Regions from separate parts of the Homo sapiens genome. Here all the other regions are linked to region 1. A link is an interaction called in ENCODE POLR2A ChIA-PET data of the cell type or tissue named here. Cell type or tissue: MCF 10A. All regions are shown on one strand.

The links. ChIA-PET counts read pairs that join two places held together with the same protein. Peaks named below come from ENCODE experiments on the same cell type or tissue, not always from the same donor. Only the 100,000 strongest peaks of a DNase experiment are listed, where the experiment ranks them.
Region 2: POLR2A ChIA-PET joins it to region 1 with 5 read pairs; 1 of 35 experiments calls an interaction of 5 or more read pairs at or near these places.
Region 3: POLR2A ChIA-PET joins it to region 1 with 6 read pairs; 2 of 35 experiments call an interaction of 5 or more read pairs at or near these places.

What each region holds. Positions count from the first base shown.
Region 1 is chr9:135,462,128-135,464,627 of GRCh38, forward strand. It overlaps PPP1R26-AS1 (PPP1R26 antisense RNA 1), which reads right to left. Exons shown (of 3, transcript NR_038969.1): 3 at 591-2,500. Among named protein-coding and RNA genes, the nearest start is that of PPP1R26-AS1, 8.9 kb to the right of the region's middle. In MCF 10A, no CTCF peak of the experiment used is centred here; a DNase peak (open chromatin) is centred at 1,144.
Region 2 is chr9:135,136,648-135,139,147 of GRCh38, forward strand. No RefSeq gene overlaps it. Among named protein-coding and RNA genes, the nearest start is that of OLFM1, 50 kb to the left of the region's middle. RefSeq lists enhancers at 1-413, 414-1,159. In MCF 10A, no CTCF peak of the experiment used is centred here; a DNase peak (open chromatin) is centred at 994.
Region 3 is chr9:134,219,842-134,222,341 of GRCh38, forward strand. LOC101928384 (a long non-coding RNA gene) reads left to right here. Exons shown (of 2, transcript XR_244779.4): 2 at 1-440. Among named protein-coding and RNA genes, the nearest start is that of RNU6ATAC, 57 kb to the left of the region's middle. In MCF 10A, no CTCF peak of the experiment used is centred here; no DNase peak of the experiment used is centred here.

The DNA of each region.
Region 1 (2,500 bases):
ACTCCTTGTTCACCTGCAGCTCTGGGAGGGCACGGCTGAGCCCTCCCTTTTTCTGCATTCCCAAGGCTGGCTCCTAGACGGCTCCAAACCGTTTCCAGGGTTCGCTTTTGTTTTCTGTTGGCATCTGCTGTCGTCTGACTCTAACTCTCTGCCAGGTGCTGGGCCAATCCCACACTCAGGAGCCTCGACTCAGGTGAACATCAGGTGAGCACGCAGCGTTCTGTGGCTGTCATTTCCATATGAGCCATGAAGGAAGAGTCCCAGCCAGGTGGAGAGTGGCGGGAAGGAGAAGGCTTCTCCCAGACAGGACCTCACAGATACCCAAGCCCACAGTGAAGCCACATTCCTGCAGCCCCAGTCCCCTTCTCTGCTCCTCAGAGAGACCCAGGTGCCTTCTCTGCAGGCACTCCACACTGTCACACACTGCTGGAGAAGGCCTGTGGAGACCTTGGCCGACCCCACGTGTTCCAGATTGGAGAAACTGAGGGCCAGGGTGCAGAAAGGTCTTGCCCAGGGCCTACAGCAAGTGCAGCTAGAGTGAACAACCGCATCCCCCCGGCTCCAGCCCAGGGACTTCACTTATTTACTTATTTATTTTTCAAATAACAGCTTTATTGAGATATGTTTCACACACCATACAATTCACCCATTTAAAGTGTACAATTCAATAACTTATATATTCACCAAGTTGCACAACTATCACCACAGTCCATTTTAAGACAATTTCATCACCACAAAGAAGAATCTTTTAACCATCACCTCCCCAGGCCCCTCACCTTCCCATTCCCAGCCTCCGGCAGCCAATAATATCCTCTCTGTCTCTACAGAGTTCCCTCTTCTGGACATTTCACAGAGACGATTGGCTTCTTTTGCTTATTTTCATTTGGTTTTTAAAAGAGGGCTAAAACTTAAAGTATAATAATAATAAAATAAAAAACGAACAAAAAAAAAGAGGGCTCCGGCTCTGCCATGGTCCCTCTGGGGTCTCCTGGGTGGAGGTGGAGAAGGTCCCCTCTGAGTTGCACATCCCCTTCCAGGGGCCCCACCCAGAGCACCAGGTCTTAATTTCAGTTTAGGGCAGAGGGGAGCTGGCGCCTCTGGGATGTCTCCTCCAATGACTCATAACTATTGCTCATCAGCTCCACCTTGGAAGTCCCTGCAGGGGACAGGATGGCTTAAAGAAATGGGAGCTTAGTCCAGCCTGGTTCCACAGGACAGAATGGTCATGACTTAGGAACTTTGTAATGACACTGAGGACATCTGCAATTCTGGTGAAAATGGTGCAGGTTTTGCCTGAGGAGTCAGCTGATCAGACACAGGGCACCACGTGCCAATGCACAGCTGCTGCTGGGTCCCAGGGAGCTCAGGGCTCAGGCGGGATCAGCCTGATTGCTTGTGATCTAAAGTAAGGAAATTTCACCCTCTTAGATGTCAGACCTTTTTGACTTTTTCTTCTTTACTTTTACTACTTTTAAAGAAAATCCAAATTATTTCCCAACTTAGTCAACATGTAAATATGTCCCAATTTTGTGAACTGTAAGTCACAATTTTGTGGCTAGTGGCCATGACTCTGAATGTGAAGGGCACTGTGGTTGTGGGCACGGGCTTGGAGTGAGCACACCTGTTCACTTTGACTTTATGTCCTTTTTAAGAGGAGGGGGCTTCCCAGATGGTTTGTGATGACATTTCCAATATTTAAGACTCCTCTTGAGTCCACCAGCCTGCCCCAGACTTTGACTCTGGTGGGCACTCCCAGCTGGCTTCCTTTTGCAGACTTTTCCACTGGCTGCGAGTATGGGATGGGAGGGGCAGGTGCACACACTGGACTCCAGGTATGCAGCCAAATTATCTATCAGGTCTCAGTGTAGAATAGAAACATTTTGGGCATGAGACTGTAGTCAAATATCTCAGCCTTGAGAAGAATTTTAAAGTTTTTCTTCCTTTCCCTCCTAGTCTCAGAATGCAGCCTTGAAACATACTTTAAACCTGTTTCCCTCCCTTTCCCACCAGCCACAGTGCTCACTTATCTCATTCTGTGCCTGCTTAGAAATGCCAGGGGCTCATTTTTAAATAAACCAGGCATAGAACCCAGCTGTGGAATCCTCCTGTCTAGGGGAGTTATGAACAATGAGTCCACCACCACCAGACCAAGGTCAAGATGATGCCAACTAGACCTCCGGATGGGCAATTACTCAAGACACCTGCACCACTGCCCTACTCCCACATGTCTCCCACACCGAGTTCTCCTTCCTAAAGCCCTTCACGCAGTCCAAAAAGCTGAGATGGTTCCTTAGAGCCTTGAGCCTGGCCACTCTCCCACCTGCTAGCATCTGAATAAAAGTTGCTTTCCTTTCACCACACCTCGCTTCTCCTGCGGCAAGCAGCCAAACTTGAGTCAGTTACAAGACATCTCTACCTCCCCTGATCCCACAGCTACAGGAGGACGCGCACCAGAAGGGAAATGTGGCCGGCCACAGTAGCTCACGCCTGTAATCCCAGC
Region 2 (2,500 bases), 330 kb before region 1:
GACCATGCATGTTAGCATGTAATTTATTCCACACCCATAATTCTGTTCTGCAGCCAGTGATGACAGGGAGACTCGCTGCCTCTTATCAGGCAGGGGCACCTTCATGACATCGGCCCCTCCTTGGAGCTGAGGCCGGGTGGGCTTTATTCAAGGACCGCCCCCCCGTGCTGTTCTCAGGCTGAGATGAAGCTAGGATGATGGGATCTAGCCGGGTGAGTACTGGCAGAAGCCCCTGTGACTGTGGCAGACAGAAAGATGCCATATCCTCTTCCCCAGAACCTGTGAATGTTCCTATCTAAAGAGGCTTTGCAGATGAGCTTAAGTTAAGGATTTCATGGAAAAGGGAGATTATTCTGGATCATCTGCACAGGCCCTATGGAAGCTCAAGGGTCCTTATAAAAGGGAGTTAGGAGGCTCAGCGTCAGAGGGAAGACATGAGGACCGGCCAGGGGGTTGGAGGCGAGAAGATGCTGCCGGCCTTAAGGAGAGGGAGGAAACGAGGGGAGGGAGCCCATGGCCTCTGACCTCTGCCTCGAGGCAAGTTAGTCAGAGACCCCTGCCATTCACAGAAGACAAGAGGCAGCCCCCTGGGCTCCAGCTGCTCTTTGGTGAAGCCTGGAAGGGGTAAGAGAGGCGGTGCCCTGGACACCCTGGAGAACCCACGCTTTTCAGGCTTGAGCCTGGGGTGGATCCACAGCACGCTGGTGACCTTGTTTTTTAACTTCCAGCCATGGGGATTGAGGCCCCCACTGGGGGCAGGGAGGGAGGAAGGAACAAGGGGAAGGGATCTGAGGCCATCTGTGACCCTGCCCTGCAGGGAGCCCACAGGAGCAAGGTCTGTGGACAGGGACCCGCCCTGGCCCTGTGGGGGGCCCTAGAGCTGCCAGAAACCACCGCCAAATCCCTTTTCTAACCCCATGAGCTAATTTCCCGAAGGATTTGGCTAAAAGACACCTAGGGGGTTGTGACAAATTTAGACCTCCCATGAAAGTGCTGAGTCACGCTTTGCCTGTTTGGAAAACAGCGAGCTAATTAAGTTACTGTTGGAGGCAGAGGCTGCAGCAGGAGGAGGCAATGGAAAAATCCTCTGTGATGCTCGGCTCCACTCAGCTCAGAGAAACGTGCATCACCAGGGAGGTGACCCCACGTGCTGGGCTGTCAGCAGCCAGAGCCTGGCTGGCGGAGCTGTAAGAAGAGGTCTTGGGGATCCCAGGTACCCCTCGTGGTATAGATCATAGGGTGGCCTCACTGAGACCCAGAGGAGGGAGGAGCCTGGTCCACACATGGGAAGAAGAGGCAGAATCTGGAGAACTCAGCTGTCCCTATAGTGTGAGTCAAGCCTTCCTTCTATGAAGGGACCCTTAGCATCCCCACCCCCACAACTCTACCCCTGCCTCCTTCCTTCACCCAACATCTGGGGAACCTCTCTGAGCCAAGGGATTTGGCTGCATTCAAACAGCAAGTAAGACATACATGGTCCCTGTGCTTCAGAGCTTACAGTCTGGCCACGAAGACCCCTTGGGAACAGCCACAGCTGCTGCATGTTAATTTAGGTGGAGGGTGAAACTGATAACACAGGAATGGAGAATGTGAGCTCAGATGAGGCAGGCAGGGATGGTTAGAGCCCTGATCGGAACAAAGGGAACAGCATTTGACTTTGAAAGAATTGCTTAACAAAGATCTGCTGACCCCCATTCTGGGAAGAATGACTGCAATGGGTGGGCCTAAGGACAGACCAAACCCATCCTGGCCCCCAAAGAGCTCAAGTCCAGGGGGACACGAGTCCTGTTCAGATGAGAAATAAATGGGATGAGACAGGGAGACCAAGCCAGCCTCCCCAGCTCCTGTGCTGCATCAAGTCCTCTGCCCTCCAGGTCTCACCCCCTACTCCATCCTACCAGCCTGGGACCCCGAGGCTCCGAGAAGTGAGTGGGTCCACCCAGACACCACCTCTTGGCCCTGCTCCTGCAGGTTCTCTCAGCCCCTTTTGAGAGCGGACGCTTGGGTTACCAACCACGAGTGGAGGGGCCCACAGCAACACCATGGTGACTTGGGACCCTGAGAGCCCCTCTGTGCCTGGAAACCGCTCCCTCCACAGCTGACCTGACATGAAGCAGTTGTGGGGTCTGATCTTCACCACGGAGGGGTGTAGGGTGGAGCTGACTGTTAATGTAAGTCCTTGAGAGGCTGGGCTGGATCTGGAGCCCAGAATTTTACCAGGCCTCATGCCAGTGATGGGGTTCAGGCAGGAAGACATGCCCACCTCAAATACTTCTCCTTGGTGAAGTCTGAAGCCCCTTCTTGGGGGACAGAACATCTTATTCAGTTTTGGGGTGGGAGAGTCACCCTAGGACTTATGTTGACATTGCAGGTGTGTGCAATGTCATGTGTATGGAACCCTTTCCTGAGGATGAGTTTGCATGGAAGAGGCAGGCGGGACCCCAAAGCAGCTGCGTACACAGACCACCCACCTCCCTTGCCCCAAGAATACCCAGGTTCA
Region 3 (2,500 bases), 1.2 Mb before region 1:
CCGTGGCCCCGTGGCCCCGTGGTCTGGATGGCGTGGCTGGAGTCTGGCCTCTCAGAGCCGAGGCTTCCCGAGCTGTGAGGCGAGAGAGAGAGAGAGATTCACCTTGCAGAGTTCTACGGCGCGGCACGGAGCGGCCATTCCATAAGCATCGTTGCCGTAGCTGTAATATGTTATCACTATAACGTATATCTATGAGTCATAAAATAATAGAACTATTTTATTTTGGAGATCTCTTAGAAAACATAAACAGGAGAAAGAACCATGAAATGGGTGACTTGAGAATAGCTTCCGCTCCGATATTCAATTACCCTTCCCGCTCTCTCCCCCTCTCTCTCCTTCTGCAATTTGATTATTTCGGGGCCCACAATGCACCTGTGCCAACATCCCTGGGCCTCTCCTGAGGGCGCACACGAGTGAAATAAACAGGCCTTGTCTGCGCCCTCTCTCTTTGGGAGTGTCGTGGGTATGGAGACCCCCTACAAAGTCATTTTATCTCTCAGGTTCGTGGGTGAGCAGGAGCGTTGGGGACACAGTGCCAGTCTGTGTACCCTGGTGGTGTTTTCCTCGTTCCGAGAGATTAAGTAACACGCACCAGGTTACAGAACAACCGAGGGGCAGGGCTAGGCTTCTAACTCAGGTGTCTGGAACACAGTGTTTTCCATTTCAATATTCAGTCGTCATTCAACAAACAGTGATCACATGGGTTCCAGGGCGCTATGCGTGGGGGGCTGGGTGAGTAAGAACCCGGTCCCATGGCAGCCGCATTGTGGTGGGAGAGTGAGAAAATAAACATAGGCCAGGCAAAGGCCCAGGATAACTTCAACGCCACCGAGGGCTTTGGGAAGAGGCCCCAAGGGGATGTGTCAATGGCGATGGGGTCTGATACGCAGGGTGGGCAGCAGAGGGCTCCGGGGGAAGGCAGGGCCGCAGACACCTGCTGCTGTCTCGACAGCTTGTGAAGTTTCCATGTGGGCTCATGATTTGGGGAAATTTGTCCCTTGTTGTAGCTACAGATGAGAATAGGATGAGGGTGCCAGCTATTGGTCAGTTTGCCACTGGCCACCGTCTAGCCCTGCCCTTCAGTGGCTAGACCCTCACCAGAGACTTGGGTGCCAGGGACCCATGAGACCTGCCCCTTGCGGTATATGGGAATTCTGTACCTTCCTCCCAGTTTTGCTGTAAACCTAAACAGTTCTTAAAAAATAGAAAAAAAAAAAACAAACAACCCCACAGAACTCCACCCCACTAACTGGCCCCTTGGAGAAAATGGTGAGCCCACCCTGAGAAAAGGCCAGTGCTCTGGAAATCTCTCTTGTTCTGTTCATGAGGCATCATCATGGGTGGGAAAGAAATGCATAGATTTTCTGTGATATTTCTCTGCTTTTCCGGGGGGTAAGTACACCCCAAAGGGTATGTGTGCATTTGGAAGGTTTGCAGGTTCTGTGGCAGGCCTATTTCCTGCCAGTCAAGCAAGGTTCCCAATACTGGAGGCTTCCTCCAACCTGGTCCGAAACAAACGTGGTGAGTCCGTCACAGCGCAGCTCCTGGAGCCTCGGAACCCCCACAGCCCCGGCAGCCACTGAACTGCAATACCGGTCCCTCTGTGCTTCTCTCCTGGCTTCGCTCCACCTGTGCTCTGGCACCTGAGGTCTGTTGACAGTGTTGCCTCACCATGCATGGGTGCTGCCATGTGGCAGGAGGCAAAGGTCTCAGCATCTTTTTTTTTTTTTTTTTTTTTTGACAGTCTCGCTCTGTTGCCCAGGCTGGAGTGCAATGGCATGATCTCGGCTCACTGCCACCTCTGCCTCCCGGGTTCCAGCGATTCCCCTGCCTCAGCCTCTCGAGTAGCTGGGATTACAGGCACCCACCACCACGCCCAGCTAATTTTTGTAGTTTTAGTAGAGATGGGATTTCACCACGTTGGCCAGGCTTGTTTTGAACTTCTGACCTTAGGTGATCTACCCGCCTTGGCCTCCCAAAGTGTTGGGATTACGGGCGTGATCCGCTGCCTCGGCTAACATCTTTTTATCCTGTTACCGAGGTGGGCAAAAGCCCAGGAGGCCGGGACGGGGTGCAGCTGGTCAGCAGGGATGCTAATGGCTGAGAGGGATCCTGAGATCCACCTCACTGGTGGTCATGTGTGTCTGGGACCCTCCTCTGTGGCCCTGGGCCATGGCAGACCTTCTCTCTGGACAAGTTGCTATGTACTGTGCAGCTCTGACTCACCGGGGGAAATTTGGAGTGGGAAGTTTGGGAGGGATCTGGAGAAGTCAGGAGGGGACAGCATAGCTGGAGGACAATGGGGAGAGGAGTAGGCCCCCTGCAAGCCTGGGCAGGTGGCAGCTCTGCCCCAGCCCCTGCAGGTTGGATCCCATGGCAGTCACTGTCTGGCATCCACGGCCAGCATACCTGAGAGCTTGTTCGAGCCGCCCTTAGCCGTTTATAACACATCCCCCCATCGATGATCTCCAGCTTAATTTAGCTCTTCCTGCAGCCCCAG